Regions from separate parts of the Homo sapiens genome. Here all the other regions are linked to region 5. The links are chromatin loops, found by intact Hi-C in ENCODE. Cell type or tissue: mammary epithelial cell. All regions are shown on one strand. Region 1 has its middle 110 kb from the start of RBMS3-AS1. Region 2 overlaps TGFBR2 (transforming growth factor beta receptor 2). Region 3 has its middle 260 kb from the start of RBMS3-AS1. Region 4 has its middle 180 kb from the start of RBMS3-AS1. Region 5 has its middle 6.7 kb from the start of LINC01985.

The links. Peaks named below come from ENCODE experiments on the same cell type or tissue, not always from the same donor. Only the 100,000 strongest peaks of a DNase experiment are listed, where the experiment ranks them.
Region 1: a loop joins it to region 5, with 5 times the contacts of the local background. A loop is called at or near these places in 3 of 110 quality-filtered maps.
Region 2: a loop joins it to region 5, with 2.9 times the contacts of the local background. A loop is called at or near these places in 4 of 110 quality-filtered maps.
Region 3: it touches region 5 in a loop (7-fold over the local background); 4 of 110 quality-filtered maps call a loop at or near these places.
Region 4: it touches region 5 in a loop (3-fold over the local background); 6 of 110 quality-filtered maps call a loop at or near these places.

The regions. Positions count from the first base shown.
Region 1 is chr3:30,040,306-30,045,305 of GRCh38, forward strand. No RefSeq gene overlaps it. Among named protein-coding and RNA genes, the nearest start is that of RBMS3-AS1, 110 kb to the left of the region's middle. In mammary epithelial cell, a CTCF peak has its summit at 2,147 (motif pointing right); no DNase peak of the experiment used is centred here.
Region 2 is chr3:30,626,310-30,631,309 of GRCh38, forward strand. The region is part of intron 1 of TGFBR2 (transforming growth factor beta receptor 2); the gene reads left to right. It also overlaps the pseudogene KLHL25P1. Among named protein-coding and RNA genes, the nearest start is that of TGFBR2, 22 kb to the left of the region's middle. In mammary epithelial cell, a CTCF peak has its summit at 3,091; a DNase peak (open chromatin) is centred at 662; H3K27ac peaks cover 2,990 bases.
Region 3 is chr3:30,196,495-30,201,494 of GRCh38, forward strand. No RefSeq gene overlaps it. Among named protein-coding and RNA genes, the nearest start is that of RBMS3-AS1, 260 kb to the left of the region's middle. In mammary epithelial cell, a CTCF peak has its summit at 2,802 (motif pointing left); no DNase peak of the experiment used is centred here.
Region 4 is chr3:30,110,729-30,115,728 of GRCh38, forward strand. No RefSeq gene overlaps it. Among named protein-coding and RNA genes, the nearest start is that of RBMS3-AS1, 180 kb to the left of the region's middle. In mammary epithelial cell, a CTCF peak has its summit at 2,380 (motif pointing right); no DNase peak of the experiment used is centred here.
Region 5 is chr3:30,509,657-30,514,656 of GRCh38, forward strand. No RefSeq gene overlaps it. Among named protein-coding and RNA genes, the nearest start is that of LINC01985, 6.7 kb to the right of the region's middle. In mammary epithelial cell, no CTCF peak of the experiment used is centred here; a DNase peak (open chromatin) is centred at 2,095; H3K27ac peaks cover 2,555 bases.

The DNA of each region.
Region 1 (5,000 bases), 470 kb before region 5:
ACTCACTCAAAACCACACAACTATGTGGAAATTCAGCAACTTGTTCCTGAAAGAGTCCTGGGTAAATAATGAAATTAAGGCAGAAATCAAGAAGTTCCTTGAAACTAATGAGAACAAAGAGACAACATACCAGAATCTTTCGTATGCCGCTGAAGCAGTGTTAAGCGGGAAATTTATAACATTAAATGCCCACATCAAAAAGCTAGAAAGATCTCAAATCGACACTCTAACATCACAACTGAAAGAACTAGAGAACCAAGAGCAAACAAACCCCAAATCTAGCAGAAGACAAGAAATAACCAAGATCAGAGCAGAACTGAAAGAGATATAGACATGAAAAAGACTTCAAAAAATCAACAAATCCAGGAGCTTGTTTTCTGGAAAAAATAAATAAATAAAATAGACTGCTAGCTGGACTAACAAAGAAGACAAGAGAGAAGAATCAAATAGGCAAAATAAAAAATGATAAAGGTGATTTCACCACTGACCCTCAGAAATACAAACAACCATTGGAGAATACTCTAAACACCTTTATGCAAATAAACTTGAAAATCTAGAAAAAATGGATAAATTTCTGGATACGTACACCCTCCCAAGACTGAAGCAGAAAGAAGTTCAATCCCTGAATACCAAGAGCGAGTTCTGAAATTGAGGCAGTAATATATAGCCTACCAACCAAAAAAAGCCCAGAAAAAGACAGATTTACAGCTGAATTCCACCAGAGGTAGAAAGAGGAGCAGGTACCATTTCCTCTGAAATTATTCTAAACAATTGAAAAGAAAGGACTCCTCCCTAACTCATTTTATGATGCCAGCATCATCCTGATACCAAAACCTGGCAGAGATACAACAACAATAAAAGAAAACTTCAGGCCAATATTCCTAATGAACATCAATGTAAAAATCTTCAATAAAATACAGGCAAATGGAATCCAGCAGCACATCAAAAAGCTCATCCACCATGATCAAGTTAGTTTTATCCCCGGATGCAAGGCTGGTTCAACATATGAAAATCAATAAATGTAATTTATCGTAAACAGAACTAAAAACAAAAACCACGATCATCTTGATGGACACAGAAAAGGCCTTCGATAAAATTCAACATCCCTTCATATTAAAAACTCTCAATAAACTAGGTTTTGAAGGAACATACCTCAAAATAATAAGAGCCATATAGGACAAACCCACAGTCAATATCATACTGAATTGGCAAAAGCTAGAAACATTCCCTTTGAAAATCAGCACAAGACAAGATTGCCCTCTCTCACCACTCCTATTCAACATAGTATTCGAAGTTCTGGCCAGGGCAATCAGGCAAGAGAAAGAAATAGAAGTTACTCAAATAGGAAGAGAGGAAGTCAAATTGTCTGTTTACAGATGACATAATCCTCTATCTAGAAAACCCCATTGTCTCAGTCCAAAAGCTTCTTAAGTTGATAAGCAACTTCAGCGTAGTCTCAGGATACAAAATCAACGTGCAAAAATCACAAGCATTCCTATATACCAACAACTGACAAGCAGAGAGCCAAATCATGAATGAACTCCCATTAACAGTATTATTTATGAATAGGGCCCAAACCTACAATGGTTGTGAAAATGGGCAAACATGCTGCAAATCAAGCTTGCATTCACAATAGGTCTCATTTTTGGTGGTGGTGTTATTTTACTTGTTTGTTTGTACAACATCATTTCCAATGATTCCATTTAAGTAGGCATTTCTCTTACTGGTAGTAAATTTTAGATTATGTGGTTAAAAACACCAAACAAGTCATAAGACTAAGTTATCAAAGACAAAGTTTAGAAATGTTACTACTTCTAAAACTATGGAATTGGGAATTACCAGAATTCTTTTTAATAATTTTTTTTAAAGCACACCTCAAAAATGTATCTATAGAAGCCTCAAATTCTGAACAAATCAACATAGGATGAATATTCAAAAGTAGGGGACTTTCTATTCATTGAAAAATCAAAACAAAACACACACACGCACACACACCCCCCAAAACAGCTGGCATTACACTTCATGGAAGTCTTTCAAATCCTAGGACACATCTGTCTAAAATGAATCTAGATTTCTTTGAACATTGACACTTGGTTTTAAGGATTAAGAGACACGATAGTGATTCTGTTCCACCAGAGGGCACCACAGACTACAATCCAGCAAGCGTGCTTGTGGGTCTGGGTACATAAACTCAATAATTTAAAGCAGCTACTTCTAGGCTTTGCATTTTTCTAACATAGAGAGATTTTTAACTTCAACAATGAGTATTATTGATTTTTCAATAAGGTAGGATTTATTTTAAACACATTAATTTCACTATACACTTCTGAAATTTTTACCCCCACATGGAAAACAAACAAAAATAAAATGGAAACAGTAGCTTAATCTTACATGTATATGTGTACTTCCATGAGGTTATTTATTTCCAAGTCCGGTAATGGAAAGCTGTTTTAGATACAGTAACTCTATGACAAAGTCCACCTAAAATTTTGCCTCTTGGGATTCATCTGGGAAAAGTATTTGGAATTTGTGGGTTCTGTAGAACAGGTTCTAATATCCAAGGAAACTACAAGAAGCAAGGCTTTCCCCTCCAGATGTTTCTTAGCACTAGAAATAAAATGTGTCCTTCCATTTCCAACTCAGTAGGGCTTTGAGAAACTCCTGCCGCCTTCAGCACAGAGGATGCCCCAGCCCATCGCCTATTGAAAATCCAGGCTTTGCCTCAAATCTCTGACAATCAAATGCTTTCAAGCTATTCTTTAGTTTGCTTCAAATGCTGGGCCTATAAAGACAGATTTACTTATATTCCCTTTGTACTCTGAGGAGCAAATTTTATCAGCTGAAAGCTCGCTTGCAGTCTCCTTTGAGTGTTCAGTAAGCCAAACTGCTTGTGAAGTATAACCCCCATGACTGCTTTCCACAGACTGATTAGGACTGAAATAGTGAATTTGAAAATGCAGCACCAGTTGAAATTCATGGGCTGACAGAGGATCACAGCTGATCATAATTTCTCATGTGAAAATGTGATTTCCCTCCCCCTGTTTCCTCTTGGTAAGCTGCTGAAAAGTATTAAGTGAGTTTCCTAGCCTGTGGTCAGGGATGTCTGCACTTGTGCTGCTGGGGAGACACAATTAGGAGGAACAAAGGTATCAGAACTCCAGGCTCTGACTTTTTAGGCTTACCAAGAGATAGCTTTCAGGCCTATGAACTGATGAATCCTATACCAAGGGGTGCAGGAGGAGGGAAGCAAATACTCTTAAACAGCTTAAGCCTCTCCCCTAGTTTAATATATTTTCCACAATCACTTTGGATAACAACATGATCTTGTATCTAATGCTATCTCACAGACAACACAGCTTTGAGGCTGAGTGGTCATCGAAATCCTGAAAGCGCCCTCCCACCTTCCCGGAGACTCTGGATAGTTACCCTAATTGTTTCTATTTTTATATAGCAATTAACAAATTACTAAAATTTGTTAAGAGAGTAAGTCCGAATGTTAAATGTTGCTACCAAAAAAACTGAAACAAAGGAATATAAGAAAAATAAATATTTTATAATTTTAAAAAATTATTAAACCATTTAAATATATAACTAAATGGATATTCCACAGAGCATTTAATTACTTTGTTAGCAAACATAATTTTTCTTCTGGCTCCCCTCCCCTTTCCCACAATATCATGTTTTTCTTATTCTAATCCTGCCCAATGCTACACTATTTTACATTTTCTACAAAATCTAAATCCTCCCCTTACAAAATTTAATTTTATGAGAATTCCTGCCTGCTACATGTTTGAGCGATTTAATGGGGAACATGGCCTCTCACACTGGGGCCCCAGATTAACGTAAATAGTAAATAGAATTGGCAAGTTGTAATTGATAATTCAAAACTCTTGGTATGGGCATTCAGTCTGAGTAAAGCAGTATATTCTTTTGCACTGGAATTACAGAAAACCAGTGTGCTTACATTGATCAGAATCTATTTGGTAATTAAGTGTTTCTGACTCATATAAATAGGAAACGAAATGGTTACTAAGAAAATATATGGAGTTCTCCATCACCCATTCATCCCTACTCTTCTAATTGCTCTCTGGCCCTCCTTCCCTTCAAAGTATTTAAGGATTTGAAAGAGATGTTTGTTATTCATTCATACTTCTCATTTCCCACTTTCTCCACAACCCCCAGAGATTGATTCCTGCTTCCAAACCTACTTAATCCTTGTATGTGAAAGCTACCAATGACTTTCTAGTTGCCAAGATCAACATAGAAAAGTTTTCCTGTCCAAATTCGATTTGCCTTTCTCTAACATCTGGCATCATAGAGTTTCTTCCTTCACTGATTCTCTCATCTGATTTAACTTTCTGTCTCTGGTTGTTTCCTCTCTGCCTCTTCCTTCCTCCTTTGCATATGTTTACACATTCTCTTGGGTTCCATGCCAATTCTTTCTTAGTCTATGCGCCCCCTAAATCACCTAATCCTGACTTCAACTACCATTTAAGTAATGACATTATTGAACGTTTTCTCTCGTTCAGATTTCTAATTCAGCTGGACATTTCTGTCTCCTGAATTTCCCCACCAGGAGGTCTGGAGTGGAGAAAATGCTATGTGTCCACCTAAACCTTTGCTTCATATTTGTGTTTTACTAGACATTTGCCAACCTTCCTTGCAGTTATGCAGGCTGTATGATAGACATAGGGCTAATGGGATGTGGTTAGAATCAACACAGATCACTTCTGTGTATCATCCGTATCATGGTCTGTGCGATCACCCGAGCTCTTTCTCTTCCCCGACAGCATTAAAAGATGATAGTTTCACAGGTTCACCAGCCAGAAACATTTGCACCAGATTTTGCTGGAAAGAAGAGTCAAGTTTTGTTAGGCCACTGAGAATTGCAGTTGTTAGTTACAGCAGTTAGACCACTCCAACTATTGCAGCATAATAAAGGATTTAGTATCTCTAAAATGGAACTCAATTTGCTCTACAAGACAAATTTCCTATCTCAG
Region 2 (5,000 bases), 120 kb after region 5:
TCTGCAGAACAGAGCAAATACAGGCCTATCTAAAAGCATACCTCACAGTAAAGATGGTTAAAAACCAAAACCGGAGGAGGCAGAGTACTCTTGGTGGGGCTGGTAGTGGGGGGAATGGATGATTTTCCAAAAGAGAAAACACTTGACCTGGGTCTGAAAGGCTGGGTATGATTTAAGGCAGGCACTATTGTTCACTTGTTAGCCCCAGGGCCATGCTACTCCACTTCCTTCAAGGAAACAGAGGGAAGCCGGCAAGTGGCTGCCTGGGGTGTGTGTCCACACACCATATAGAGGCAGTTCTTCAGCTCTGTCAGCCATGGCCAAAGCAGGCAGTATTTGAACCACCTTGGACCACTCCTGAGGGGCAGCATCAGACACCAGGCATCCTTTCAGACACCATTCTTGGAGTCTCTTCCCTCCATCACGTAAACCTCACAGCCAACAGTGAAGGCACTGAACTCCTTCCAGGGGCTGAGCAGGCTGCCTTGGGCATGCTCTTCTTGACCTTAAAATCCACCTGATAGATCTGGTAGGGAGGTAGAAATTTTGGTGGTAGGAAAGCCAGCAATTATCAGGTCAAAGGGTTTCTGATAAAAGGAGTTATTCAGCAGAAAGGTAATCAGATTATGGGAGCCTTAAGTGCCAGTTTGGGCTAAATTCTCTGAGTCACTGGCAGATTGTAAGTAGGGGAATGACGTAATAAAACCACTGCAAAGCCAGGAGTTTGTGATGGGAAGATAGGAAATCCCTTTCTTTTTTTCCCACATGGGAAATAAAAATCTAAAGATGTGTGGGGAAGCTCCTTAGAGTGCCAGGACTTTCAGTATCCCCCAATTTATCATTAGGTTCTGTCCAGACCTCGTTCCGCACACAGTAGCCTAGAGACACCTCTGGAATAAGGTGTGACAAAAAACAAGGAAATAAATTTATTAATTTTGGAAAATGCCTTCTTTTTCCTAGGCCTCCCTCATAGACATTTTCCTGACAAGTCCCCACTTCAGGTTTCAGAAAGAGATGCACCATCGTTTGGAATTCTGAAGAAACTCAAGTTTCAATTGAGCTGAGTCTCAGTGGCATGTATTTTATTACATCTAATGCCATTTTAATGTACTTGAAACTGGGGAGATGAGGGCAATTGGTACACATGTGTAAACCACTACAAAAAGTTCACCTGAGTGTAGAAGGTAGCCAGTAGCCTAAAAACCCTGTATTTTGGAGGCTGTTACTTCATAATCTCTATTATGAAATTGGGAAAAATTATGTAATTATCTCTCTAAGATGGTCTTAGATCCACTGTTCAATAGAACTTTCTGCAGAGATGAAAATATCTTATACCTGGGCTGTGTTAAGGTTTAAGGACAGCACTGGTATAAGATATTTTCACCTTTGCAGGAAGTTCTATTGAACAGTGGGTCTGAGACCATCTTAGATGATACATGTGGCTTGAAACGTAGCAGGTGCAAATAAGGAACTGAATTTCAAATATAGATATATTTTTATTTCAGTTAACTTGAATTTAAATAGCCACAGGTGGCTCTTGGGTATCATAATGAATAGGGCAGTTATGGAGCATCATTAAAGTCCCCATTCTTCTCAAGTCCCAAAGAGGTCCGTTCAGGTAATTTCTTAGCACCTATAATCACAGTGGGACAGATTAAATTACTTGTACTTTTCCATTCCTGTGCTTTGGAATTATAGGCTGTTTCTTTGTCCTGGAAACCAGATAGTCTAATGTTTGTGGAAATACTACTTAGTAGTGCACTGCAATTATAATACTTTATTGTAGGAGGATGCAGCCAGGCCTTTTTTTTTTTTTTTTAATCATCTGTGTTTTTAGTTTTAATCTTAAAAGGATTATAAAAATAGTACTGCCTTGTGGGAGAAAAATATGCTTAAAGTCTATGAGCATGGAGTGGTAGGGATTATAAACCGTTACAAACTTCTCCTGGAAATTCTGGGGAAAGGGAAGTTAAAGCGGCCAATAGAAATCTCCTAGGAGAAAACTTGCCCTGAAGGGATGCTTTTAATTGGGTTCAGTATTTATCAGAAGAACCCTGCAAAAGTGGTTTCCCTGAAGGCATTTGGATTTTCCCCTGTGAATAAATTTCACCCACCTTGGTCACCTCTGTGCTGTATTCTCCTAGAAACTCACCTTTATTTGGCATGCTGTGACTTAAATCCTCCAAAAAAAAAAAAAAGCCTTTGAAAAAGCCTGTGGGTTTTTTTTTTTTTTTTTTTTTTTTTCTCTAAAATGTTAATTTCCTTTCTTTAGGCTTGTGTGGGCTTTGACTGGAAACTTAATCTGTGTGCCTGGGCTCTGCATTAGGTTTCAGTCATTGAAATGGGGCTTAATAAGAATTACTTGATACCTTAGGAGTCAGACGAGCCTTACATTTATCTTGGGCTCAGGGATTTGCATTTTGAGAGGTTGTGCCAGCTGACATGAGCCTTTACAGGTTTCAGCTTGTTGCAAACCTAGTTGGGTCCATTTCTCTCACTTCTGAGACCTTTTGCTGCTGCCACTCATAGCTAACGTGTTTTCCATGGAACACTACTCCTTGTCCCTAATTGTCTTCTCTCCCTACCTCAGCAGTGACACTACAGACAGCCAGTCATTTAATACGAGACTCATTCCTTAAGAAGTTGGGATAGAACTTTAATTACACAAGGCATCCAAGCCAGCAGTCAGGGCCCTTTCCAATGCGATTACTTTTCAAGCTCTGCCCTGCTTCTCCTTCCATTTCCCTCTGGGCCTTCGTTTTCAGATCTCCTCAGAAGCCGAGGAACGCAGGTCCTTTTGAATTTCTTTAGATCAGTGTTGTCCTATAGGACTTTCTGCAATGATGAAAGTATCCTGTCTATTCCTGGCCACATGTGGCTATTAAGCACTTGAAAATGGCTGGTCTGACTTGGAACTGAATGTATGATTTCATTTAACTTTAGTTAATTTAAATTTATAAATCCATGTGTCCTCATGGCTACTGTGTAGCTCTATCTAGATTATGCCCTTGACTTTTGAACAATGTGTCTTGGGAGAGTTCTCTTGGCTCTGGCCCTCCACTTTCATGAACCAGCTCCTCCCAGTGGGGAAAGAAGAACTCTCTTTGACTTCAGAACTGACTTCCTTTTATTGCTAAGTTAGACAGGCTAGGCCTTGAGCTTAAAACTCTTCACCAACTGTTTATACCCTCCATACCTGGCCTCAACATGTCCTTTTTTCTCTGTGACTATATCCTTATTCTTTATCCAGCAACAGCAAATATGCATTAATTTTCTGCAGATAAGGTTTCCTTTGGAACTTAAGGAAGAGGTATGAAACTTGGCTTTGGAGGACTTAGGGATAGGAAAGCCATCACCAAGTGTTTATAGAGTACCAACCACCGTGTGCCAGCCAATGTTTGAGATTTGGGGAATACAGAGTGAATTAAAGTCCATGTGTACAAGCTAATAAACAAGATTCTATCAACATGTCAGCAGATAAGTACAGCGCGAGGGTCTGAGAACAATGGTAGATGCTTGTAATTTTAGAAGCGGTTGTCAAGAATGGCATCTTTGATAATGTGATATTTGAGCAGTAATTGGTATGAAATCGGGATGAAGAAGGCAGATCTCTGGGTTAAGCGCATTCTAGTTGGAGGGAACAGCAAGTACAGTGTCCTAAAAACAGACTGTGCTTGTCATTTCCTCCCCTCCTCCCCCATGGTTTCTCATTTTTGCTTCTCTTTCTAAGAGTTACATTTATAGGCATACATTTTTACACTGGACATCACAAGAAATTGAGCGAGTTCACAACTCCACTGGTGCTGGTAAAAAGATTATGCTAAGATGGATAAAAGACTATGAAACATAGTCAAAATGCACTTCTCAGTCACCTCTGGCCATACGATTTTACACATCTGGGTTCTCACCCCAGAATGAGATAGGTTTAATAGATAAGATTCAGTGTGGGGCAAATCTAAGGTGCCAAAGTTAGGTACATACTAGAACTTCCATAAAGAGTTGTCTTAAGAAATAGAAAGCATTATAATTTGACTTTGTAGCCAAAGGTCATTCAAAACATTTCAAAGTTTAGATCACTTATTCCAGTTTTATCTCTAGTACTAAATGTTATTTCAGCACACAAATGTGGTCATTCCCCATGGATGGAAGGAGCCAGCTGTGTTCCAGAACTATGTTGGAAGATTGCACCTTGAAGACTGTGTGCATGGTTCTCATTTTCCATCTTAAAATCACTGCTGGAATCTATCTTGACTTTTCCACAGCCCATTGACAACTGTCATTATGTAAATACTGTCCTTTTTTCTCACCAACTACTGTGGCTGATGTCTCCCCTCCAAAATTTATGTTGAAACTTAATCCCCATTGTGGTGGTATCAAGAGACGGAGATTTGGGGGAAGTGATTAAGTCATGAGTGGATTAGTCCCACATAAAAGGGCTGGAGGTAACCAGCCTGGATCCTTTTGCCCTTCCATTTTCTGCTATGTGATGACACAGTACTGGTCCTCTCTAGAGGACACAGCAACAAAGCACCATCTTGGAAGCAGGAAAGGGGGCTCTTACGAGACATCAGAACTGCCAGTGCCTTGATTTTGGACTTGTCAGCCTCTAGAACTGTGAAAAATTTCTGTCCTTTATAAATCACCCAGTCTCACATATTTTGTATGGCAGCCAAACAGACTAAGTTACCAACCTTAGTGGGATTGCTAGGACTTGGAAAGGAGTAGCCTTTTTTTTTTTTTTTTTTTTTTAAATACAGAGTCTTGCTCTGTCGTAAGGCTGGAATGTAGTGGCACAGTCTTGGCCATCTGCAACCTCTGTCTCCTGGGTTCAAGTGATTCTCCTGCCTCAGCCTCCTGAGTAGCTGGGACTACAGGCACGCACCATCAAGCCCTAGCTAATTTTTGTATTTTTAGTAGAGACGGGGTTTCGCCATATTGGCCAGGATGGTCTTGATTTCTTGACCTCGTGATTCACCCACCTCGGCCTACCAGAGTGCTGG
Region 3 (5,000 bases), 310 kb before region 5:
CTCTATTAATAAAAAAGAAAGACAAAAATGATGCTACCTTGCTCTCTTCTTTCTGCCTCAAAATGGAAATTTGTCTAATATTTGTGCAGCCATCTAATGCCCAAATCTGAAAGTGAGATTGAGAGTCATAAAAGTCAGCACTGACACCTTCCAGCTGAACAATACCGGCAGTTCCCTATATCTAACATTGTTGCCACATGAGAAAAATAAACCCTTACTAATTTAAGCTAATAGAAGTTTTTCGTGTAGCCATTAACATTCTTGACTGTTGCAGAACTTATCTGGGAAGAAAACAGAAAGAAATCGTAAAACTCAATCACCCAAATGGATCACATCTGAGTTGAAATATGATCATCATTTTCCTTTTTGCGATATAAACATATTCAATCTGCATCTGTGTGATACTTTCCCCAGGTGCACAAGAGGGAAGATGCAAATTGTGGCTTCTCTGGTTTTTTACTTTTGAATTCAGGAACAAACATAGAAAAATCATTCTCCATAGAGAAGAAAAAAACTGGGATTTAAATTTCAAGTGTCTGACTTTATTCTGTACCCAGGGCCCTGATCCTTGAAGCTGCACTTCCCACTCAGGTTTCACAGGCCTAGATGTCTGAATTTTGAAAAGGTGCTTTGTATTGCAACAATGTGACTGCACACTGCATTTCTTTTATGTATTTATTTTTTCATTAAGAACATTATGTATTTCTTCATTAAGAACACAACAGATATACCAAAAAAGAAATACGTTGGCTGGGCGTGGTGGCTCACGCCTGTAATCCCAGCACTTTGGGAGGCCAAGGTGGGTGGATCACGAGGTCAGGAGATCGAGACCAGCTTGGCCAACATGGTAAAACCCCGTGTCTACTAAAAATACAAAAATTAGCCAAGCATGGTGGCACATGTCTGTAGTCCCAGCTACTCAGGAAGCTGAGGAAGGAGAATCGCTTGAACCCGGGTGGCGGAGGTTGCAGTGAGCTGAAATCACACCACTGTACTCTAGCCTGGACGACAGAGGGAGACTCTGTCTCAAAAACAAACAAACAAACCAAAAAAGAAAAAAAAAATAAATAAGTTAATGAAATAATACATCTTAAGGAGCTATGGTTTATACTAAGACAGCTGGATTTAGCATTTTTAAAATACCATATTATTCTAGATTATTGTGCTTCCAGGCAATGGCTATACATTTCAGTCAGCTCACTAGCAAAAAACCTAGGGAGTTAGACAAATTCGAAATTGGATTCTGGTTCCACCATTTATAGTGATATGAGTCACTTGCAGCTAGTATACTGGTTAGTTCTTAAGACTGTGACTTCAGACAAATAATTAGACCTATCTTAATCTCAGTTTTCACAGCTGCAAAGGAATTACTAAAACCAGTCACTAAAGTTGTGGTAAAAAGTAAAGAAATATACTTGATATATACTATTAGCTATCATTATTATTAATTAGAACTTGACAGACAAATATCCACTCTTTCTGCATTATGGTTTGTTGGAACGTCCACAGGTTCACTCTTTCTGGGATGAGACAGGGGAAGGATAATGACAAACCAAACCAATACTCCAGATCTTCAGTCTACGCTTCTCCACATTCCCAGGCAGCTGCTTAAACCATTTCAAACAACAGCAATTTAGAAAACAGGTTAATCTGAGTGATGATGACCTTTATTAAGCTATCTCCAGGATCCCAGAGGTTGGCAAGGCTGAAAGTCAGAGGTGAGAGGGAGGTCAGAATCAGTCCCTTTTGGAAGTCAAAGCTGCAGATCAGTTGGAGCAAGTGGGAGTTTCCCTGAAGAGGCCCTATACTTGATGACAGAAAGAGGAAAAGCAGATGTTTCCTCACCATCCACCTTCACTGCTAGCTTCTCTGCTCCTCTGTAGATTAAAGGCTTAAACAGCTGCACTCTTTGTCAGTTTATTGATCTTGAATGAAGGAATTCTAGGCAAGTTCTTTATTTGGTACAACTTGTCCAGGAGGTATAGATTGTGTCATAAAAGTGTGCCTGCAGATTGTTTTGCTGAATCATAAGCCAAGCTGATTTTCTGGAACTGACAATCATAGAGTAACAGTTTCCAACGTTTGTAACCTATCCTAGTGAATGTGAAAGGCAAATCAGGCAAATCCCAAAGATAGATTTACTTATTTATTTACAGATTGGAGAAATTGAGATGGGGATTTGCCTGAGTCCGGGAACTTACCTTCAATGAGCTCAGGTTCTCCCAAGACAAGGTGGGCTTAGAAGAGATCTCAATTATCATTTGAGATATGCTATTAAATAGCCATGGTTTCTTAGGGATCATACAACATTTGTGGATCTTCTGCTAGTCCATCTATAACACGAGCTTGTGTGTTTTCAGTTATGACCAAGGATACTACCAGATCTAATGCAACAAATCTTTGATTAAAAATGGAAGCATTGCAAATTTGGCTGATGAATGATGATATGTAAATAGATACAACACCTTTCCTTGTCTTCATCATTACAAGAATAGCATCATACTATATGTTTCTGGACTGGAATATGCCTTTTGGTGTACCTAAAATTGCCCCTTTCAAGATACACAAGCAACTATAAGTGTCAAGTTTTTCGGGTGATAAATTTCTACCACTGTCAGATTCATTTGCAAGCAGATAATAGATTATTAATCATTGGGGCTTATACTTAGTACAGGGTAGGTTATTTCACTAGACCCTGTTATTTTGGGTTGAAGAAATACAGAGATGTATGTATTCTACTACTATAAAAAAACACAGATGTCAAAGGACTGTAAACTGGCACAGGCCTGCAGCGCCACCTGTTGGCTATTGTGTTAATATAAGCTTTCAGAAAAGAAAGCTTATCTCCAAAGTTAAAAAGAGGCAGGGTATGCGCAGGCCAAGTTTGAGTTAAACTCACTTTTATTTGAAAAGAAAAAAAAAAATGCGTCCCTAGAAAATGGGTGGGGCTGCTTAATTCTGGATTCATTTATTTTTAAATGAAGCACTAGTGGAAAATGGAAAGATGGGATAATAAAATTTCAAAACTGGAGAAGTTTTTAAGTAATGATATAACCTCCTCACTGTGCAGGTGAAAAAAACAGAATGGAATGTATCCCACAACAAGACGCTGTGTATCCCAGAGCTACAGAGCTTGGTAGTGAGGCTGCCGGAATTACAAGTAACTTCAGATTTACTTCACAGTTCCGTCTGGGTAGCTTTCTTTAAAAAGGTGCATTTTAAGAGATCTTCATGTTCTTTAATTTTACCAGAATTATAATGAGTATCGGGGCAGTTCTTGCAATATCCTTATTTAAATTTACAGAATTGTGGAAGTAATAATTAGTTTTTAACCCTCCATTCTATCTGCCTGTTAAAAACTTTCAACAACTGTTAACATGCTTATGGAATCTAAACTTGCCAAAAATAATTTCTTTTTTTTTTCTCCTTCCCCATGTTTCTCTGCAATTCATTCCCTTCCTCCCACTAGGAGAGAAGGATTTTTTTTGTGGTATGCGGATGAGGGGCTGTGATTCCATTGAGACATATGTGGCTCCAGTTCCTAGGTTGTGGTTCCCTGAAAACGCAAATTGCTCACTTGAGACAACCAAGAGCCAACAACAACAACAACAACAAAACTTCCAACTTGCTCTCCTATCCTAATCACATCTCCAGGCCTATCTGAAAGGGATGGAAACTCAATTGAGAAATGGGTCATAGCACACGCAAGATCTGACACAGGGTAAAAAGTTAGCAAATGCCACCCTCAGTAAAAAAAGAAGACCAAAGGAGTCCAGTAGGGCTCAGAAGCACCATCTTGGACAGAAGTCAGAAACATCTACCAGGAACAACATTTAGAATTTGTAAGTTTTTCAAAATTAAAGACACCTTTATTTTTGTTTATTTATGTATTTATTTTAAGTTCTGGGATACAAGTGCAGAATGTACAGGTTTGTTACATAGGTATACATGTGCCATGGTGATTTGCTGCACCCATCAACCCGTCATCTAGGTTTTAAGACTGCATGCATTAGGTATTTGTCCTAATGGTCTCCCTCCCTTTGTCCCCCACCCCCCGGCAGGCCCCAGTGTGTGATGTTCCCCTCCCTGTGTCCATGTGATCTCACTGTTCAACTCCCACTTATGAGTGAGAACCTGCAGTGTTTGGTTTTCTGTTCTTGTGTTAGTTTGCTGAGGATGATGGTTTCTGGCATCATCCATGTCCCTGCAAAGGACATGAACTCATCCTTTTTTATGGCTGCATAGTATTCCATGGTGTATATATGCCACGTTTTCTTTATCCAGTCTATCACTGATGGACATTTGGGTTGGTTCCAAGTCTTTGCTATTGTAAATAGTGCTGCAATAAACATACGTGTGCATGTGTCTTTATAGTAGAATGATTTATGATACTTTGGGTACATACCCAGTAATAGGATTGCTGGGTCAAATGGTATTTCTGGTTCTGGATCCTTGAGGAATCACCACACTGTCCTCCGCAATGGTTGAACTAATTCACACTCCCACCAACAGTTTAACAGCATTCCTATTTCTCTACAGCCTCACCAGCACCTGTTGTTTCCTGACTTTTTAATCGCCATTCTAACTGGCGTGAGATGGTATCTCATTGTGGTTTTGATTTGCATTTCTCTAATGACCAGTGATGATGAGCTTTTTTTCATATGTCTGTTGGCCGCATGAATGTCTCCTTCTGAGAAGTGTCTGTTCATATCCTTTGCCCACTTTTTGATGGGGTTGTTTTTTTTTTTGTAAATATGTTTAAGTTCCTTGTAGATATAGCCAAGAAAATCCTAAGCAAAAAGAACAAAGCTGGAGGCATCACTCTACTTGACTTCAAACTATACTACAAGGCTACAGTAACCAAAACAGCATGAAACTCATACCAAAACAGATATATAGACCAATATAACAGAACAGAGACCTCAGAAATAACACCACACATCTACAACCATCTAATCTTTGAAAAATGTGACAAAAACAAGCAATGAGGAAAGGATTTT
Region 4 (5,000 bases), 400 kb before region 5:
CTTTGGGGGAAGGAAGGTTAATTCTGTTTAATCAACTTAACATCTTTATATTTTATTGTATTGAAAAATTTGTATAATTGCATTGGCATGTAAAATCATAACGGGAAATTATTATATTTTCTCCATACTTAAGAAAATGTCAATTATATCTAGGGTGGAATATAAGGGAAATGTGGTTACAGTGATAATGTGAGTCCTGTAAAGATTTGTGGTTCAAGATTAGATGTGTTTTTTTATGAAATGGCAGTTCTTATGTTACCGTGATATGCATTCCTAATGATCATGTCGCTTATCATCAGATTTATACCCCATTTTGTAAATTAATTTAATGAATATGTTTTTGCAGTAGCAGGAGGGGATTTGCAGTGATTTAACAACAATTTACAGGGCTCAGCAGTCTTAATAACCAGTAAATAGTAGACGCACTATAGTGTGGCAGGCACAATCTCAATCCACAAAACCAGACATGCAAGAAACAATGTTTTCTTTTTCTCAAATTCAATTTAAATTTTATTTTAAGCACCAATTTTACCTGGCACATTTTGGTGGAAAGTTGAATCACAATCGATTTGTGTTTTCTCCTCTCCAGGATTGCATCTGATTTCTGGAGTACTAATGTAATCTTAAAATGTTGGGAAAGTGATGTATTCTTTTACGCCATTTGTTGTTACTAGACCTTGCCCTTCCCTTGTAGAAGATAACATTACTACCTAACACAGTAATTCCTAAACCTTAACAGGTACAGAATCACCTAGAGGGCTTGTTAAAACACAGACTGCTGAGCCTCAACCCAAGAGTTTCCATTTCACTTGGCCTGGGGCAAGGCCTGAGAATTTGCCTTTCTAATAAGTTTCCAGAAGTTGCTGATGCTGGTGGTCCCGGACCACACTTTAAGGACCACTGGCCTTAAGATGAGATACTTGGATTCGGTATATTTTACTGAGAGCTAATCTAGTGCAAGGAAAGTCTTCGCCACGAGAAACCCCATTGTTTTGTATGAAACACTAACCAAATAAGAAACGTAATTCCAGAAGGATCTGTGCAGCAGAGGGAGAAGTGCATTTCAGGTTTTCAGCTTAAATGTACCTTAGGTCATAATTTTATTTTATTTTTTATCAGCTAGCTAGTTAGTTTTAGAAGCTAAACAAATCAGTAAAACATGACCAGGATAGAGAGAAAACCTTTGGTTTTCTTTTTATTTCTCTCTCTACTTACTCACAGAATGGATCATATGTCCTGTGTTCCATTAAGCAAAAATAGAAGTTTCGGTCAATGATTAGAACAAATGAAACTCATGTCATCACCTATTCCTGAATCTGAAGCAACCACTTCCAAATGTGCCATCTCATTTTGCTTAATATCAGAGCAAGTACTGGAAAAGTCTTGCATAGTACAGGTAAAATTAAAAAAATTTTGCTTTTTGGAACTTAACTTTTTTGGAGGTAGGGAACACTGGCCATCCTATCTGACTGTAAGCTCTTTCCTTTTTTTTTCCTTCCTTCCTTCCTCTTTCTTTCTCTTTCTTTTTCTTTCTTTCTTTCTTTCTTTCTTTCTTTCTTTCTTTCTTTCTCTCTCTCTCTCTTTCTTTCTTTCTTTCTTTCTTTTCTTTTTCTTTCTTCCTTTCTTTCTCCTCTCTCCTCTCCTGTCCTCTCTTATTCTCTGCAATCCATATGCTCCATATCTTATAATTGCTTTGGTGAGATTTCTGTGGAATCTGTTAGGTCTATATTGTGTAGTTTACTGGTTTTAAGTACTTTTTCCTTTGAGGTATTCTGTTTGGAAGGCAAATAAGAGAAAGTGGAACCAATAGTACAACTGCTTAATAATGAAAAGTGATAAAATATTACTTTGAAATAAGGAACTAGACTTCCCCTTAGACTCACACACACACACCCCTACGCTGGAGTTCCTTAGTGCTCAGTCCTAGGTCCCCTTCTCACTCTATTTGGGCTTGTCTTAAAGCTTGGTGATCATATGTATCATATGACTTTATTTCCAAAAAAAATGACAGAATTTCTAGCAACCATGTGTTCCAGAAAGCAAATTTATTAATGCAGATGAAAACTGGCTTTGAAGTTATACACTTAGGTTAAATTCCTGGCTATATTCAAATATATATTTCTGGCCATATTCAAACTATGTGAACCTGGGCATCACTTGATTTTTCTTTGCTTTAGTAAAGTGGGATGATAATTCCTGTCTCCCAGGGTGTGGGGATTGGTAACATATGTAAAGCATTTATCACAGCACCTGCACAAATACTCAACAAATTATAGTTGCTATTACTCTACATATTCTGTTGCCTTTTCTTGCTTCTTTTCATCTCCATAGATAAAAATCTTCTTTTTTTCTGGCCACTAGGTGGAGAAAGCAAGCCTTCTACAGTAATTGAATTAAACAACAAGGCCAAATACCACAGACATTTAAGGGAGAGAAAAACAATTTTTCTTCTTCCTCTTTTTCAAAACTTTGGATGGCATGAACAGGCAAACTGCAGAGATGCTTTGAGTAGTTCACAATTAAAGTGTTTGTGTTGTAAGTGTGGTCATGCCTTGAAGCACTAGATTTCACTCAGGGAAGGTCCTAGCCAAATCATAAAATTCAAAAAGTTTGCTTCCTAGCACCTTCTCATTCTCCATGTCGTATTCTCTTCTCACCTTCATTTCAAGCAGGCACCAGGCCAGTATTCTTTTCTTTCTAAGTTATTCTATAGCACTGATTCCCAGGGATATTTGAATTTTAAAATAAAATTCCTTGATAAGTTACCTTTCTTTAACCTGTAATAAAAGATTAATGAGAATTCATTGGACCTACTTCATCGAGCTATTTTGAGGATCATTTAGTTAATATGTGTACAATCTCATTGTAATGTTGAAGTTCATATTAATGAAAAATTCAATTTATATTGAAGATCCCAAAGCTCTTCAGTTAGAATGAAAGGAACCACTATCACAGAATTAGCATGACATTTGCATGCAAGGGTCTCCTGAAATCACACAGACAGGTGGACTTCTAGCTGGCCAAATTTGCAACTTTTATCTCAATAGTTTTTTCCAAAGTGAGTTTGCTATGTATTAAAATATTGTATCTAGTTATTTCACATACCAGATATTAAGAGTGTAAGAATCCTTTTCTGATACTTTCTCTCAAAGTTTTGCCCTTAATGAAACAAGATAAGAAGCCCAAAAGATTCTTGCAAAAGAAACTAGGTTACGAGGGGCTGAGGTAATATGAAAAGACATAGTTGAAACGGATCTGTATTTATGAATATTTGCATGCATTTCAAACAAACGAAATGCTCCTGAAGGTTATCCACATTCACCACTCTATCCCCACCCAATACTGAGTCTATAGGCATTTAGATAAAGATGTTGCCTCTCCCTGAATCATACACTCAGGCATTGATCCAAGCTCCATATTATTCTCCTTATTTCTCCCTGTCATCTGGTTTCCAAAGTCTTTTTTCATCTGTTTTCATACTATATTTATCTTCTCAGCATCAGCCCTTCAGATGAACAACTATTTGGAAAGTTAACCCATTCTATATGTTAGCATCTCCCCTGGAATTGTCTTATCAGCCCTAAAAATTACAGCTACCACCTTTATTCCTGATCCAAACTTCAAAATTCCATATTATTCCAGGAAAGTACCCATGATCCCTTTGTATTTGAGAGTGCTGAGAAGAGAACATTGAAAGATTTTTAATATTTATCCATACTTTTACTTAACAAGCACAAAATTTTCTTTTTGTTAAGGAAAATACCCAAGTTGCTTACCAAATATTCAGTTTATAATTGATGTAATTTTATTGCACAAAATTATCATCTCGTACTTTAAAAATAGTAGTCATGTTTGCCTTTCCACTGGTGTTGTTCACTAGTACTTTTGTTGTTGTTTTGGTTTTCCTGTGTTATTTAAGGAAAGAAAGCTCTGGAGAAATTTTAGCTTATGTTCAGTAAATTTCCACCCTAGGACCTGAACAAAAGTTCCTATAGGCAGCCAAGAGCATGACTGGAACCCTGGAATGCTGTTCCATTTAAATGTGGTTTGAAATAGCACACTTATTTCCACTAAATTTACTTTTAATGCACCTCATAGAATTATCATTTGTGCATAATTCATGCAGACACACACACACACACACACACACACACACACGTAGGACCTAAATATAGACTCTAAGTATAAATTCCATATTTTTCCCTTATAGCATTTTCTGATTCGCAATTTATAGTATCAGTTTTCAATCACCATGTTCCATATGCATAAGATACTCATATATGATATTAAATGTTTTATGTTGGACTTCTCCCAAAGCAGACTCTGAAGCAAACATTTGAGTGCTGGCAGTTTATTGGCAAGCATAAGAAACACAAGTAGGTGAGGGGTAGAGAGCTAGGGAGAGGAAAGGCAAACAATAAAGGGGGTATTATAAAGCTGGTTTCTGTAATGGATAACTGGAGCCTAATCCTGCAGAAAAACTCTAGAAGTGATGCAAAATATACTCCTCAGCGTTATCTAGTGAAGGGCAGGGAAACTGGGGTATTTATATTCCTGTACTTGTCAGTTTTTGGTTAAAGGCTTGGGGGCAACGGGAGATTTAATTCTCAGTCTTTCCTGTCAACCTTACATGTGAGCTATGTGGGTTTCAATACAGCCTGCTAGCAAAGATGCAGGTTCTGGCCATTCGAAGACAGGCAGCTGTGCAGAGAAATGGTATAAAGGTCCAAAAGAAATGAGGTGATTTGCTAACACACCTGCTACACCACCCTATTGAGAAAAATTGCTACTTATGTGTTACACTCCATATTTATTACCACATTTATATCAAATCCTCAAACTAAAAATCAATATACAACTCCCATAAAATAGATCTCCAGGCCCAGGCAGTTTAACAGGAGAATTCCACAAAATATTTAAAATAGAGTTAAAAACAATTTTATACAGTTTCCTCCATAAAACAGAAGAGAGAATAACACTTCCCAATGCCCTTTAGGAGG
Region 5 (5,000 bases):
TTCTTATCCACTCATTAGTCAATGGGCACTTAGGTTGGTTCCACATCTTTGTGATTGTGAATTGTCCTGCCATAAACATAAATTTGCAAGTGTCTTTTTCATAAAATGACTTCTTTCCCTTTGAGTGGATAGCCAGTAGTGGGATTGCTGAATCCAATGGTAGATCTACTTTTAACTCTTTAAGGAATCTCCATACTGTTTTCCAAATAGGGTATGCTAATACACATTCCCACCAGCAGTGTATAAATGTTTCCTTCTCCCCAAATTCACACCAACATCTATGTGTTTTGACTTTTTAATAATGGCTATTCTTACCAGTATAAGGTGGTATCTCATTGTGGTTTTAATTTGCATTTCCCTGATGATTAGTGATGTTGAGCATTTTTTCATTTGTTTATTGGCCATTTGTATATCTTTTTTTTAAGACAGAATCTTGCTCTGTCACCCAGGCTGGAGTGCAGTGGAGTGATCTCGGCTCACTGCGACCTCCGCCTCCTGGGTTCAAGCGATTCTCCTGCCTCAGCCTCCCGAGTAGTTGGGACTACAGGTGCATGCCACCATAGCAGGCTAATTTTTTGTATTTTTAGTAGAGATGGGGTTTCACCGTGTTAGCCAGGATGGCCTCTATCTCCTGATCTCATGACCCAACCGCCTCAGCCTCCCAAAGTGCTAGGATAACAGGTGTGAGCCACTGCACCTGGCTTTGTATATCTTCTTTTGAGAATTATCTATTCATGTCCTTTGCCCACTTTTTAATAGGATTATTTGGTATTTTTCTTGCTGATTTTTTTGAGTTCAGGCAGATATATTATCTTTAATTTAATTATTTATTATTGGATTTTGTAATGTTTTCCAATTTCATCATTAAAACCAATGCTGTAAGAAAAAAAGTTTTATTGCATTCCAGAAAATATAGAGCTGCTGCATTCTTTATAATAGCTCCCCAATTTTGCACTCTGTGCATTTTTTGTAACTTAAGAGTTAGTAATCTTCAAAAGAAGAATGACATACTGAAGACCCCTTGCCCCTGAGGTTTTCGCAGCAGGGAGGAATTACAGAAGTGGAACATAGATCTGTAGGCTAATATATTGTTCTTTGCATTCCTAATTTGTTAAGCAATCTTCTAGATCGCATTATATAATAGTAACCTTCTGCTATGACAAATAATACAACAATGTTCATACTGTTCGCTATTGTATGGATGTCATTTCTTACATAGAGAAGTATATTATTTCTAGAAATTGAGTCATCATGGGGTCAAACTGTATGTCATTTTTAACACAAAAAACAAGCTTCTGATTTTTCTCCATAAAAAGATCTAACCATTTACACTCCTATACAGCAATGTGAAAGAGGTGCGTAGAGTCAAACTATATAGTAAGAAAGATAAAAATTGTTACCTCGATGATTTTAATTTGAATTTATCTTATTACAAACAAAAATGCACATTTTATTATTATTTAAGAATCACTTGTATTTCATTCATCTCTAAACTATCAGTTTTTGTCTATTGGGTTTTCCTTTTTCTATTCATTCATAGAAATTTGGTTATGTGCTGCAAAAACACACACATTTACACAAACACGTATATTAAGTTTTTATTTGTGCTTTGAAAATAGTGTTTTGTGACCTGTAATGTTTTACATGTAGTTTAAGAGAATGCCATTCTTTTTTTGGGGGGTGGGGGACGGAGTTTCGCTCTTGTTGCCCAGGCTAGAGAGCAATGGCACGATCTCGGCTCACTGCAACCTCCACCTCCCAGGTTCAAGCTATTCTCCTGCCTCAGCCTCCCTAGTAGCTGGGATTATAGGAATGTGCCACCACACCCGGCTCATTTTTTTTGTATTTTTAGTAGAGACAGGGTTTCCCCATGTTGGTCAGTCTGGTCTCGAACTCCTGACCTCAGGTTATCTGCCCGCCTCGGCCTCCCAGAGTACTGGGATTACAAGCCTGAGCCACCACACCCGACCGAGAATGCCATTCTTATACACATTTATTGCATACAGTACATTACTGTGGTTAAATACATCCTTCCCTCCTATTTCCTTCCGCCCACCTCTTTCTTCATTCTTTCCACCAGCAAATATTGAAGAATGGCTAAATGACAAGCTTCCTCACTTCAAGTCTAGTCTCTTCTTTGCTATCTCAGATTGTGTAATACATCCTATTGCAACATTTCGGGAATGTGGAATGAGACAGCACCAAGAAAGATCCAGGCCGAGGTCTGCAAGAGCAGTATCTGAGAGCTTCAGCACAAATGCACTACAAAATAATAGGTAAAATCATTGGAAACCAAAGTCAAAGGAGGCAGTAATATGATTCATAAAGTAAAAATCTTCAAACATTTATTTCAATCTTTCTTCATTTACAAACAATTCTTCTCCCTCTCGTTCTCTGTCTCTCTCTGCCTCTGTGTGTGTCTCTCTCTCCCTCTCTCTCCTTCTTGCTCCTGCTCCCTCTCTCTGTCTCCTTCCCTCCTTGCATTGTTTCAAATCTGACTTGAAGAACAGGACATAATTAATTTTCAACTTTTAAATCTTCCTCTTCAACCTGAAGCAAAACTTCATAATGCACTTTTGAGTATATGAAGATTAAAATAACATCAAATGAAAATCAAGAAGGGGAGGCTATGAAGTCAAAAGTCATACTTGCCATGGACAAAGTGCATAGATAATTATATGCTGGGTGAATATGGGGAGTGAGAAATGATATATTTTTGAAATGTCTCGTCATTTTAAAAACAGTATTCTACATTTTTTAAAAAATCTGAGAAACCAGGTAAATTGGGAAGGCTACCTAAATATGTCACCCTAAATTATTTGCTGGTCACTTTTATTCATTCCAAGTTCGTAGATGTGTTTCTGATTAAAGCTGGTTTCCTCATACAGACACACACACACACAAATACGCACACACACACATATATATATATACATATATACACAAATACAGTTCATCTGTGGAAAAACTAAGACTGAAATGAAATATGTATCATGAAAGTAATACATATTTGGTGATGGCAGAGGTCAAAAAACTAGGATAACTCTGGAGTATGTTGTTATCGCTAAGAAACTTTTTTAAAAGGAGAAAGCCTACTTTTTTACTATGAGCAGTGGTCAGTAAAGGCTTTTGGTAAAGGGCCAGATAGTAAATATTTTCAGATTTAAAGACTCTGCCAAAAACAACCATAGATGAGATGTAAATAAATGGGTATGGCAGTGTTTCAATAAAACATTATTTCAAGAAACAGGTTGCAAGCTGGATTTAGCCTATGGGTCATAGTTTACTGGCCCCTGATGTAGAAAGTAAGTAATTTTTTTGGGTGGGGGGCACGGACAGGGTCTTGCTCTGAGATCAGGTGTAGTAACCAGATCTCAACTCACTGCAACCTCTGCTTTGGCCTAAAGCCATCCTCCCACCTCATTGTCTCAAATAGCTGGGACTACAAGCGCGTGCCACCATGCCCAGCTAATTTTTGTATTTTTGCACAGATAGAATTTTGTTATTGCACCCAGCAGCTAAATGATTATTTAAATGATGTTTGTTTGCAATATATATATCTACGCTGGATATTTTCTGTTTGACTCTCCACATGCACTTACCATCCTTCTCCATCCTGCTTTCTGTAGGGAAAGTTGGCTTATATGGACCCATCATTTCACAATCTAATTCCCTGGCTTCTGTTTAAGTTCAGCCAAGAGGAGACATTGTTAGAAACTCAGAAGGCCAAAGGAAAATGGGGACAAGATACAGTCTAGCTTCCTTCATGCTAGGTTAACACAGGTTGCGTATATCCCTCCATAAAAGGTCACAGCTCTAGTCTGACGATCTTCTCTACAGCTACAGCTGGGCTCTCAGGGTTCTGTTTACTGCTCCCACCCCTGGTCCCTTCAGGCTTATGGGTTGTGCTTAGAGCTTCCTAATGTACTAGCCCCTGAATATTCCTTGTTGATTTCCCTTAAATCAAAGTGATTCCTATTCCCACTTCACTAAATAGTTCCTTTTAGTAAATTGTTTTGAATTATTCTACTTGAATGTGCCATCTGTTTCCTGCCAGGAACTTTGACAGATCTAGTATATTTTTCCTTGAGCAATTTTAAATATTTTGTAATATCAATTTTATAATACCAAAATGCTATCTATCGTATGTATTTCAGAGAGGTCAGTGAATGTAAAAATGCACTACTTTATTCTGTCCGACACTAAAATAAGGCACCTAACCCTGGCCACCATGTTTTCTCTTCTGTATTTGCTCATGTTAACATTCTTCAAAGGCCACATATATTCAACAGCAGGACCTGAAAGCTTTTATTTACCCAAAACACTGATGAGCTCATGCTGTTTTCTACCTACCTTCATCCTGCCATATGAAACTCAAAAACAAAAGCAATGCTAAGACATTAAACAAGGGTAAAAGCAACTCAATGTTTGGGGTATTTTCCTAAAATAACTACTTTGGTAATTTGAAAATTTACAAACAATTTCAAAATAAAATAATTGCCCTTCTGATTAATTGATGTCTTAAGCGTGTACTTGATTTTTCTTATTGGAAAATTCAGAACTGCTGTGTGATATGAAGGCCAACTTCCTCGTCATGGAATTAAGGATTCATGATGACCTGCTTTATGCCTACCTTTCCAGACTAGGTTCCCAACATTCCACCCTCCATGTTTGCACTTTAAACCCTATAGTCATGCAGAGTTTGTAATGGGTATTAAATCTAAGTCTTTTTTGTTTGTTTTCTTTTTTTGTTTTTTGTTTCTTTTTGGCACAGGGTTTTGCTTTGTCACCCAGGCTGGAGTACAGTAGCACGATCACAGCTCATTGTAGCCTGGAGCTCCAGGGCTCAAGCAATCTTCCCACCTCAGCCTCGCAAGAAGTACTTGGGACTACAGGTGTGTGCCACCACACCAAGCTAATCATTTTATTTTATTTTTTTGTCGAGATGGGGTCTCTCTATGTTGCCATGGCTGGTCTGGAACTCCTGGGCTCAAGCAATC